Regions from separate parts of the Homo sapiens genome. Here region 2 is linked to region 1. A link is an interaction called in ENCODE POLR2A ChIA-PET data of the cell type or tissue named here. Cell type or tissue: A673. All regions are shown on one strand. Each heading gives the region's core, and the rest is flanking DNA. Links, peaks and the distances in the headings are about the cores only. Region 1 has its middle 22 kb from the start of LINC01629. Region 2 has its middle 64 kb from the start of VASH1.

Region 1 (5,371 bases), core at 290-5,289:
CTCCCAAGCCCCCTTCACTTCTATTTATCTTGCTTTGGAGTCTTGGTTCTTTCCCAGAAATTCCACATGAGGGGAGGCAGAGGGGATTGAGGGTGCCAGGAAGAATGGGACACACTGGCTGGGGCTGGGCTGAGGAAGAGGAGGAAGCTGCTCTCCTTCTCCCCACCCCAGCCCAGAGGCTGCCTTTTCCTCCTTTCTCCATTTTGGCTGGAAAATGGAAAAAACCTGGCTCAGAGAACACTCAGCTGTCACCAAGTTATCCTTCCTTCTTCTCAACCACCCAGATGAGACCTCCATTGTCCCCAGCCCAGGCCTTGGCTGCCCATCCTCTCACTTTTCCTTCAGGGAGCTCAGGGGACGGTTGGGGTGGTCAGGAAGGGTTTGCCTTGGAACCCGTAGCTGTGCATCAGGACACACTGGGGGTCCCTGGAAGGAGTTCCTGTGTGAAAATAAAAGAAGGGCCAGGTGTGGTGGCTCACGTCTATAATCCCAGCACTTTGGAAGGCCGAGGCGGGTGGATCACTTGATCCCAGGAGTTCGAGATCAGCCTGGGCAACATAGTGACACCTCATCTCTACCAAAAATTAAAAAAATTAGTTGGGCATGTTAGCACGTGCCCTGGGAGGCTGAGGTGGGAGGATTGCTTAAACCCGGGAGGTCGAGGCTGCAGTGAGCTGTGACTGTGCCACTGCACTCCAGCCTGGGCAACACAGTGAGACCCTGTCTCAAAAAAAAAAAAAAAAAGAAGAAAAGAAAAGAAAGAAAAAAAGAGAAAATGAACAGAATGAACAGGGGCAGTTAGAAAAGAATTGGTATGAATGCTGGAGGTTTTCTCAGCACTCCCTGAGCTTCAGTTGCATCCTCTGTAAAATGGGAATGACAACAGTTCCCTCTCTATGAGGGATCTGCTGGGGCATGAGCTGGTGAATAGATGGCACCATTTACACGTGGAAACCACTCCATCAATGTCGCCAGTGCTGGCAGGATGGGCCAATCCCAAGGCGGGTGTGCTTTTGGGTACTGATGGGGCCTGAGCCTCCTGAAGGCCACACCCCTCCCCAGCCTACTTTAGTTGCTGTCAGGCTGCAGAGTGCTCTGCTCTGGGCTCTTGGTGTTTTTCTTTTTTTTTTTTCTTTTTTTAAATTTTTTTATTTTTATTTTTTGAGACAGTTTTTCCTCTTGTTGCCCAGGCTGGAGTGCAATGGTGTGATCTCAGCTCGCTGAAACCTCCGCCTCCTGGGTTCAAGCGATTCTCCTACCTCAGCCTCCCGAGTGCTGGGATTACAGGCATGTGCCACCACGCCCTGCTAATTTTTTGTATTTATAGTAGAGACGGGGTTTCTCCATGTTGGTCAGGTTGGTCTCAAACTCCCGACCTCAGGTGATCTGCCCGCCTCGGCCTCCCAAAGTGTTGGGATTACAGGCGTGAGCCACCGCACCCAGCCTGCTCTGGGCTCTTGTTACAGGTGAATGTCACTCACTGGCAGCTCTCCCTGCTCCCCCCAGCACAGGGGTGAAAGTGGGCAGTAATTCTGGGATAAGGGACACTTTGAGGCAAGGTAATCCCCTCCTGCCAGTCCCTGGAGGAGAGGAGGGGAGTGTGCCTCTGAGGCTCCCCAGCAGGGTGGGCACGCTTTCTCTTCCTGTCCTGTTCTCCAAGCCTCCTTGTGGGAAAAGTCCATCAGCCCTTAGGGAGGGCCGGGCATCACCTGGAGCTGGCGCTAGGGAGAGAGGCCAAGGCAGTCAATGAAGAGCCTTGGTGGGCCCAGTGCTGAAGGAACGGTGGAATATTCTGGTCATGAGTCAGTCAAAAATGGCCAAGCTCCAGGCCTGGCGGTAGCCTTGGGGGTCTATGTGTAGAAGAGAGGGTGGACATGCCTGGGCCAGTTCTGGATAAAGGCAGGGGATGGGGAAAGCCATCTGGGGCAACCACTGTCCCCCTGGCATGGGATTAATGCCACTTAGAGGTGGAAAAGAGGCAGCAGCTGCCATATCCCAGGAAAGTCACTGACCTTTAGAACAGGAGACAGAAATAGCCCTGGAGAGTTCAGAATCCTGTGTGAGAGAGGTGGCCAGGCCAGGCAGGGCAGGCCCCAACATGAGGAGGGGAGGAGAACCATGTTAGTACCCACTGTGTCAGACATGATGCCCGGCATTTCACAGGCCTTCCTCACTTACTTTCCACCTCCAGCCAGCAGGGTATGCATGATTGTCTCCATTTTATGGATGAGGAAACTGAGGCTCAGAGAGGCGTGGCCAAACTTGTCGTCAGCAGAGTTGGGGCTGAGCCAGACCTCGCTTGTCTGACAGTCCACGTGTCCCCATGGCTTCCTTCACCCCCAGCCCAGTTGCTGCTGCCATCATGGGTGTTGGATGGGGTTATCCAGCTGAACCTGTACTCAGCTAGCCTGGTATAGGGGGGTGGAAAACCTCTCATTGAGGCCTGGAGGCTCCAAAAGGTGAAACTCAACTACTTCTGCTTATGAAGTCACCCCAGAGCCTCTTAATCTTGGCAGCCTTTGGCCAACTTTCCTTTTCTCCCTTGCTCACGGAAAGAGGGACTGCCAACATTTCTCCCCTTACGTCACCTCAATTGTGCCAGGCTCAGGGCTAGGTGGAACCCCTGGAGACCCCTCCCCTGTGGCAGTGGCAAGGATAAGCTTGGGGGAAAGGGCCCAGTCAAGCCAAGGTCTGAGAGGGTAAGAATAACAACGTGTTAAAATAACACGCTGACTGGCTGGTGGGCTCCTCCTCCCTTCCCTGATGGTGTTCCAGCCTCAGCAGCTCCCAGCTGTTTCTGCTTATCTGAAGCCAGGGAGACTGGTTGCCTGGATACCAGGCTGCTGATTCGCAGTTGGGTCCTTCAGGGGCAGGCAGAGCTGCTGCATCTCCAGCCAGCTGGGCGTGGCACCCTCAGCCCCCTGCACCGGCCCTGGGAAAGGTGGCAGGGAGGACTGGGGGTCAGGTGGGGAGCGCTGATGGAAGAGACCCCTTGTGCCGGAGTTGTTAGAGAATCTGAGCCCTGCCGTTTGCTGGCTGTGTGACCTTGCTCGTGCTAACCTCTCTGAGCTTTTGTTTCTTTATCTGTGAAGAGGGGATAAATATCCCCTGCCTCGAAGAGCTGTTGAAAGAATAGATGTGGGCTGGGCACGGTGGCTCACGCCTGTAATCCCAGCACTTTAAGAGGACAAGGCTGGTGGATCACTTGAAGTCAGGAGTTTGGGACCATCCTGGCCAACATGGCAAAACCCCATCTCTACTAAAAATACAAAAATTAGCTGGGCGTGGTGGCACATACCTGTAATCCCTGCTATTCAGGAGGCTGAGGTACAAGAATCACTGGAACCCGGGAGGGAGGTTGCAGTGAGCCGAGATTGTGCTGTTGCACTACAGTCTGGGCGAAAGAGCCAGACTCTGCCTCAGAAGAAAAAAAAAAAAGAATAAATATGATGAGTAAGTGACTGCACAACAGAGCACTACAGCTCAGTAATCCTGACAGCCTACCCAGCACCGTTGGGCCCCATCCAGAACCTTTGGTCTGCATCCCACAGGGAAGCCATGCGGGGTCACTGAAGCAGGCAGCTGGGGAGCCTCAGAGGAGGTGGCCTCGAGCCTGCTTCCATCCTCTAGGGATGGAGGCTATGACCCAACCTGGGGCCCTCAGAACTTAGCTGGGGTTGAAGGGCCAGCCTGGGGATGGGTTGGGGAAGACTAGGCCAGACAGCAGGCCGCTGATGGCATCTTAGGTGATGAAAGGAAAGCCAGCTTTGTGTCCAACCAATGGTGAATGTTCCCGTTCAGCATCCTTTCCTGGCAAAGGGAGAAGTTGCCGGATTGCAGGTGGAAGACTAGGGAAGGAGGCAAGAAAGCCCAGCATCGTGAGCTGTCTAAGGTCCCTGTCACCTGCCCTGGTTGAGTAAAGAAGACAGCAAGACTGGGCTGGGCGCAGTGGCTCACACCTGTAATCCCAACACTTTGGGAGGCTGAGGTGGGCAGATCACCTGAGGTCGGGAGTTTGAGACCAGCCTGGCCAACACGGAGAAACCCTGTCTCTACTAAAAATACAAAATTAGCCAGGCATGGTGGCAGGTGCTTGTAATCCCAGCTACTCGGGAGGCTGAGGCAGGAGAATCACTTGAACCTGGGAGGCGGAGGTTGCGGTGAGCCGAGATCACACCACTGCTCTCCAGCCTGGGCAACAAGAGCGAAACTCCATCTCAAAAAAAAAAAAAAAAGACTGCAAGGCCAAGGGAGCAGGAACAGGACCAAGAGGACATGTCCTTCTGGTCTGCTCAGATCTAGTGGTCCCCATGTGACCTTTTTTCACTTAAGAGATGAGTGAGGCAAGCTCAGGGCTGTGGGCTGGGGGCTGGCAGAGCTGGGCGGGAGAAACCTGAATCTCCTCTGCAGGAAGGGCTGTTCCCAAGCTCATCTGCTGGCTCTCCCGAAACCTCTCCAGAGCCAGGCCCATGGAGCAGGCACTGGGTCCAGATGAGAAGCAGCAAATAACCATGGGCTCTCAGTGGCCCCGAGGGGTGTGCAGGGCCATCACAGACCCTCTTCTTCACCCTCCTGACTTAGGAAAAGGGCAGCGAAGAAAAGGGCAAGTGGGAAGGGAAGGGAGGGGGTGCTGTTTCACCAGGGCCTGTACCTTTTTACTCCCTTAATGCAGCAGGAGAGCAGCCTGTGCCTGCTGGTAGCAAAGAGACCGGAGCCCATGAATAATGCAAAGAAGAGCATGGGGCAGCTAGAAAATGGTTACTGTTTCGTCAAAGTGGGGAATGGGCCTGGAATGCAAAACAGAGGGGAGACAGGGGCTGGAGTGGAGGCGAGGGCTTGGTGCTGCCCTTGGGCCACTGGGCTGAGGGACTCGCCATTCTTGTGCTGAGCCCAGCTCCTGGCTCTGGCCTCTCTGTGGCATCAGTAGCAGCCCAGGGCTTGCAGACTGGGCAGAAGGGTTGGGCCCTGCCCCAGGCCTGGCCTTCTGTTAGGGCGACTGGAGGCAATGGCCACCCATCATATCTTCACAGAGTTGCTGGCACTGGCAAGCAAAGTAGAAGGGAGGTTTGGCGGGAAACTGAGGGAGCTTCCAGAGATGTCTTATCAGGATGGGTGGGGCACTTCCAGCTGCTTGGAAGTTTGAGAATTGGGGAAAACTTAGGGGTCAAGGAGTATCATTTAAGAGTCAAAAGAAGGTACACTTTGGGAGGCTGAGGCAGGCGGATCACCTGAGGTCAGGAGTTTGAGACCAGCCTGGCCAACATGGAGAAAACCCATCTCTACTAAAAATTACAAAGAAATTAGTTGGGCGTGGTGGCACATGCCTGTAGTCCCAGCTACTCAGGAGGCTGAGGCAGGAGAATTGCTTGAA
Region 2 (5,371 bases), core at 297-5,296, 240 kb after region 1:
CTAGAACAGTACATGGAGTCAGGCACCCGGCAGGCATTCTCCAATGCTTTGTTGAGTGGATAAGTGAGCAAGTCACTCTGAGTAAGCTGGGCCACTCCATTCATACAGATCTTCAATTTGCCAGGACATTGCATTCCCCAAGCATTCTGAAATGTTGGCAGCTGCTTGTGTTGGCCTTGAGGGCTGGGATATAATTATCCCTGTTAACTTTAAGAAGAAAACCACACACAAGATTTATAAATGCAGAAAGGAGAGAAGAGTTTATTTCTTATAACGGGGGTACAGCAGGCTGGAAAGGGTGCCTCTGGACAAGACCAGAGACAGGCATTTCGAAGGAGGAAGGCTTGGGGTAGGAGCTTTATGCTGAACAGGTTGGCTAAACATACATATTCAACAGGTTACAGGAGGAGCTGTGAATATTCATGAGGCAATCCTGATGCATGTGCATTGAACGAACATGCATGTAACATATGACCCACTTTGGGGTGGGGACATAACTTTTAAACGTATTATGATTAGGCCCTATACATCAGAAGGTCTTTTCAGGATCCAGAAACATGCAAGTGTGCAGTCTCTGTAAACTGGCCAGAACCAGTCCATGGTTGGTGGTCTTATCTGGAGAAAGTTACTGAAATCAGTCTCTTGTCCAGTCAAAGCTGTAGTTACGGCTTGTGGAACAAGGGTCAGGTAGTTAGCCTCTGTGAGCTGGATGAACTGTAATTGTTTTAATATTGCTTATCTCAAGGCCAGCGCTCTAGTTTAGCTGCTAGAGAAAAAGAAAAACCTTGTGGCAGTTGGGACATAGTTTATTCTATAAGTGTAGGAGTGGGTGACTTAACCTTTGCCTGGCATGGCCTTAGGTTCTGTTTATAATTTGATACCTTATTGCCACAAAGAATCTGTTCTGTCAGTTTTAGAATCTCTGTTTTAACATTAAGGCTTGTCAGTTGTTGTGTCTAAACCAGAAGAGGGAGGGGGTGTAACGAGGTGTCTGATCTTCTGTCCCGTCATGGCCAGGAAGTCAGTTTTAAGGTTTTAATGGGGTCCCCTTGGCCACAAGGGGATCCATTCAGTCAATGGGGGGGCTTAGGATTTCAAGTTTATACCCCAAAGAACAAGGCAGATTCTAGTTTCTTAAGGCTCACAAAATGGAAAGAGCCCTTCCTTATTCAGCTCTTCTACTGCTGTGTTAGTCCGTTCTCACATTGCTATCAAGAACTACCTGTGAGTGGGTAATGTATAAAGAGAAGAGGTTTAATTGACTCACAGTTCCACAGGCTGTACAGGAAGCGTGGCTGGGGAGGCCTTAGGAAACTCACAATCATGGTAGAAGGCAAAGGGGAAGCAGGCATGGTCTTCACATGGCTGGCAGGAGAGAGAGAGCGAAGGGGGAAGTGCTACACACTTTTATACAACCAGACCTTGTGAGAACTCACTATCATGAGAACAGCAAGGGAGAAATTCACCCCAATGATCCAATCACCTCCCACCATGTCCCTCCCCCAACTTTGGGGATTACAGTTTGTCATGAGATTTGGATGGGGATATAGAGCCAAACCATATCAATTGCTTTTCTTCAGTTTCGGCCATTCTGGTCCTGTGGTCCAAGAAATACACCCAAGAGGTGGGCTGATGGGAGAAGGCCCAAGATCAGGCACAGGAGCTGAATTTCCCTTCCTATCTACTCCCTCCTCTGTGTTCCTCCACAGATCACGCCCCATATCCTGTGAACCCAGCAGCTGCTTCATACCACCCAGTGCGAGAAGGGAAGGGAACACCGAGGGCACACTTGAGTGGGTACCCCAGTCCCTGCCATGACATGGGATCTTAAGGAACAGAGGGGCCTACACTCACTTAGCCCACCAAATCCCTTGCCTCTGCATTTTGGAAATCCAAGGGCCTTCACACTGCCAGCTGGGGGCATATATCTCAGTCTAATTCCCAAATATGAATGATATACAGAGCACTGCGCAGGGTATTGTGGGTAGGTGGGAGCCTCAAAGATGAACACAGTCTCAGAGTAAGGACGAGGAAAGCCTCACGCATGAGTGACTGTAACTCAAGAAAGGATACATGAAGGCAAGTTGTGAAAACAGTTACTCTTTTAAGGCCTTCTGAAGAGACTGGTTAAAGAAGAGATCTTTATGCAGACTTGGGGTAGTGACAGGGAGATGAGGTCTGGATGGGGCACCCTCATCCTAGCAGACACCAGACCCACTCTGACTTTGGAGAAGTCATCTCTCCTATCTGGGCCTAACTGGGGGGAAAGAAATACTAGATCCCTAACCTACCTTTTGTACTCCCCAAAATTTGTGAAAGTTCTAGAAGAAATCAAGAAGTGGGGGAAGCTTTCTCAGCAGGGCATAAAACCCCAAAGAAAGGAGATTGATATAGTACATGACTCATAAAAAAATTTTAAACATCACTGTGGGAAAAAAATACCATACATAGTCCAAAGACCAAGGACTGCCTGGGAAAATATATCTGCAGCATATTCATTGGGCAAAGATGTCATTTCCTTCTTTTACAAACAACATATGCAAATTGTCTTCGATGGGACTCATTTCCCTATCTGTATGAACATCTTGGTGAATGCTTGGTGACCAGTGTTCACCAAGAGCCCAGACTTCATGGACATTGCCCACTCTTTGAGGCTTCTTGGGGGTGCATATGGCTTAGGCATGGCTGGGAAGAGCAGGGATCACTTACCGGTCTCTGGGGAGCAGAACCCTGCCTGGCTGCCTGCCAGCTGACCCCAGCCACCGGGTTGTCCCTAATCCAGACTGGTTTCTGAGGATGAGCGGTGTGGGGTAGGGCAGAGCAAGATCAGGGCTGTGCCCACTGACACTCACCTGCACCCCATGTTCAAGGCCCCTGAAGACTATTTTCCAGTTGAGCCTAAAGCTGAAGAAAATTGTTCGTTTGTTGAGCTCCAGGTGCAAGGCACATTTCTCTCTACTTACTGAGCACCTCGTGTGTCAGACACTGTTGGGTACTGAAAGGTTCCCAGGCACAGAGAGCTGAACGTCCTGAGAAGAGCCTGATGCTCGAGTCACGTCTGAACCTCCTACCTGGGAGACCAGCTCATTCCAGTTTGCCCAGGGCTTTGCTACCTCCCAAGAAACCCCACAGTCCCAAACAAACCAGGATAGTTAGTCACCCTAAGCCTAGCTGAGCCTCTGTCTCACCTGAACAGCTTTTAAAAGTGACAGACTCTGGGCCTTACCACAAGAGCTTCTGTTTGCCTACATCTGAGCAGGGCCCACAGGTCACCCTGAGGCTAAACGGGTTTGGGAGCTACTGATGTGGTCACATTTAAGACACACATGGGAAGTACTTCGAGAGACATAATGGGATGGTTTTGTAGTGGAATACAGGTCTGCTTGCAAAGCCCAGTAACAAGGGCGAGGAAAGAAAGTGACTTTATTTATCAAAACTAGCAATGGGGAAATGACCAGAGTCATATCCAAAGTAACCATTTTGAGTTTCTGGGGAGAAGGCAAGAGCTTAAAAAGGGAAACTTGATCTGGGAGGCAGGCAGGATGTATGTTGAGTACAAGGTCTGTGTGTCTTGTTTCGGTGGCTGTCTTGGGTCTTGGTCCACCTGGAACGTGGGCTGACATCATCTCAACAATAGCTGGGTTGTTGAGTAGCTGCCTGGAGGTAATTGCTGGAATTTTGCAGCTGGGTCTCCAGGCTTGGTCTGTCTGTCTCAAGATTGGTCTGTCTGTCTCAAGATTAACCCCTGGAACCTTCTAAGTAAGCACGTAATTAGATACTAGCATACAGTTAGATAAATGTGAAGAGAGTATATGGTGGGAAAGGGAGGGGTGTGGAGTCTAATTTAAGGTTAAGGGAAAAGGCTTCTACCATTTGCTTCAAGGTTACGTCTCGAGACTAGGGAAGAAAGACAAATGGGGAGAAAGGTTTTAAAATGCATTTTGAAGTGAAACTGCCCAGTTACAATGTGAGACACCTTAAATCCCAGGTCGGCTGCTGTAGCTGTGTGCCCTTGGGCCAGGCGTATAACTTCTCTTGGCTTCAATCTCCTCATTCATAAATGGATTAACAGTGGGACTGATCTCTTAGGGCTGTGGATTCAATGAGCTAATATATGAAAGGGCTTAGCTGAGTTCCTGGTGTGTGGGAAGTACTCAGAGGCTTTACCTGTTCCCTTTACAAGAATCCATGTAGGTTTGATGTGCTTTGGGAGCCCAGAGAAGGGAGTATAAACTTCCCAGGGAGATCCAAGCATTAGGCATTTAAGATGGGACATGAATAAGAGTTCCTGAGGCAGCAAAAGGGGAAGGGCATGTATGTATAAGGATATGAAGGTTGTCAAGGGCTGACCCTGTGTGGCTGAGCAGAGGTGAACAGGGAAGAAACCCTGAGGAGGGGAACTGGGACGGGGCCTTGTCTCTGGGCCTTGAATACACAGGAAAGGCTGGCACATGGGGAGACATCGAATGTTATCATCAAGGAGAAGTGGGATCAGATTTGTGATTCAGACAGATCATGTTGGTGTGTGGGGGAGGACAAGTGAAGGGCTGCTGGAATGTTCCAGGTGAGATATAATGAGGGTGTGAACTCACTCTGGACAGTGTGGCTGAAAGAGGGATGAAGGTGTCATCTCGCCGTCCAGCCCAGCGCAGGCAGGTGACCCAGAGCACTGCCTCCCCAGCCTGGTCACACAGAGCGGCTGTCTCACTGCTGCCAGTGCCCCATGGCTCTGCAGCCTGGACTTGGCTAGCCTTCCCCCCCCTCCCTTGGTGATCACCCTGCGTCCACTGCAAGGCTCTTCTTACCTCTTCATCTGATCTGATGGCCCAGCTCCAAGCGCACCTGTGGGGAATGGGGACTTCCCTGGTTTTCATCCAGATGAGGGAGAAGGTCTGCGTTGCACACCTCACGGTAAAATTCCTTAGAATCTCCTTCAAACCTCATCATTCTTTCCTCAGTTTCTCTTCAGGTGCCAGGCACCCGTTTCCTCTATTTCCCTCTTTCTGCCTTTATGGCTTTTAAAATCTTTCTTCATGCCCTGAGCGATTAAACTCTGGCTCTCAGCTTGGGGACCGAACTTGTTAGATCAAAAGCCCAATTGTTCGTCGGCCCCATCACTTTAGAATGCAGGTTAGGGACTATCTTTGTATACTCAGACACATATATAGGACACAATTTACCAAAGTACCAAAAAGCAAATGAACAACGATAGTGACAGCAAACCCCACAGGCTCTGCCCCCAGGGCAGGGCTGCGGAGTAGGCCCGACTGTGGTACATCTGTGTGTGCTGCTGGTGGGGTTCCGCATGCCGACATGCAGGGTCTTCCTTCCCACGTGGGATGCCTTTTCCAGAAATGCTTCAATTTAAAGG

What was found. ChIA-PET counts read pairs that join two places held together with the same protein. Peaks named below come from ENCODE experiments on the same cell type or tissue, not always from the same donor. Only the 100,000 strongest peaks of a DNase experiment are listed, where the experiment ranks them.
Region 2: POLR2A ChIA-PET joins it to region 1 with 5 read pairs; 2 of 35 experiments call an interaction of 5 or more read pairs at or near these places.

What each region holds. Positions count from the first base shown.
Region 1 is chr14:76,934,848-76,940,218 of GRCh38, reverse strand. No RefSeq gene overlaps it. Among named protein-coding and RNA genes, the nearest start is that of LINC01629, 22 kb to the left of the region's middle. RefSeq lists enhancers at 1-280, 4,193-4,790, 4,791-5,371. In A673, for the core only: no CTCF peak of the experiment used is centred there; a DNase peak (open chromatin) is centred at 2,808.
Region 2 is chr14:76,694,811-76,700,181 of GRCh38, reverse strand. No RefSeq gene overlaps it. Among named protein-coding and RNA genes, the nearest start is that of VASH1, 64 kb to the left of the region's middle. In A673, for the core only: no CTCF peak of the experiment used is centred there; no DNase peak of the experiment used is centred there.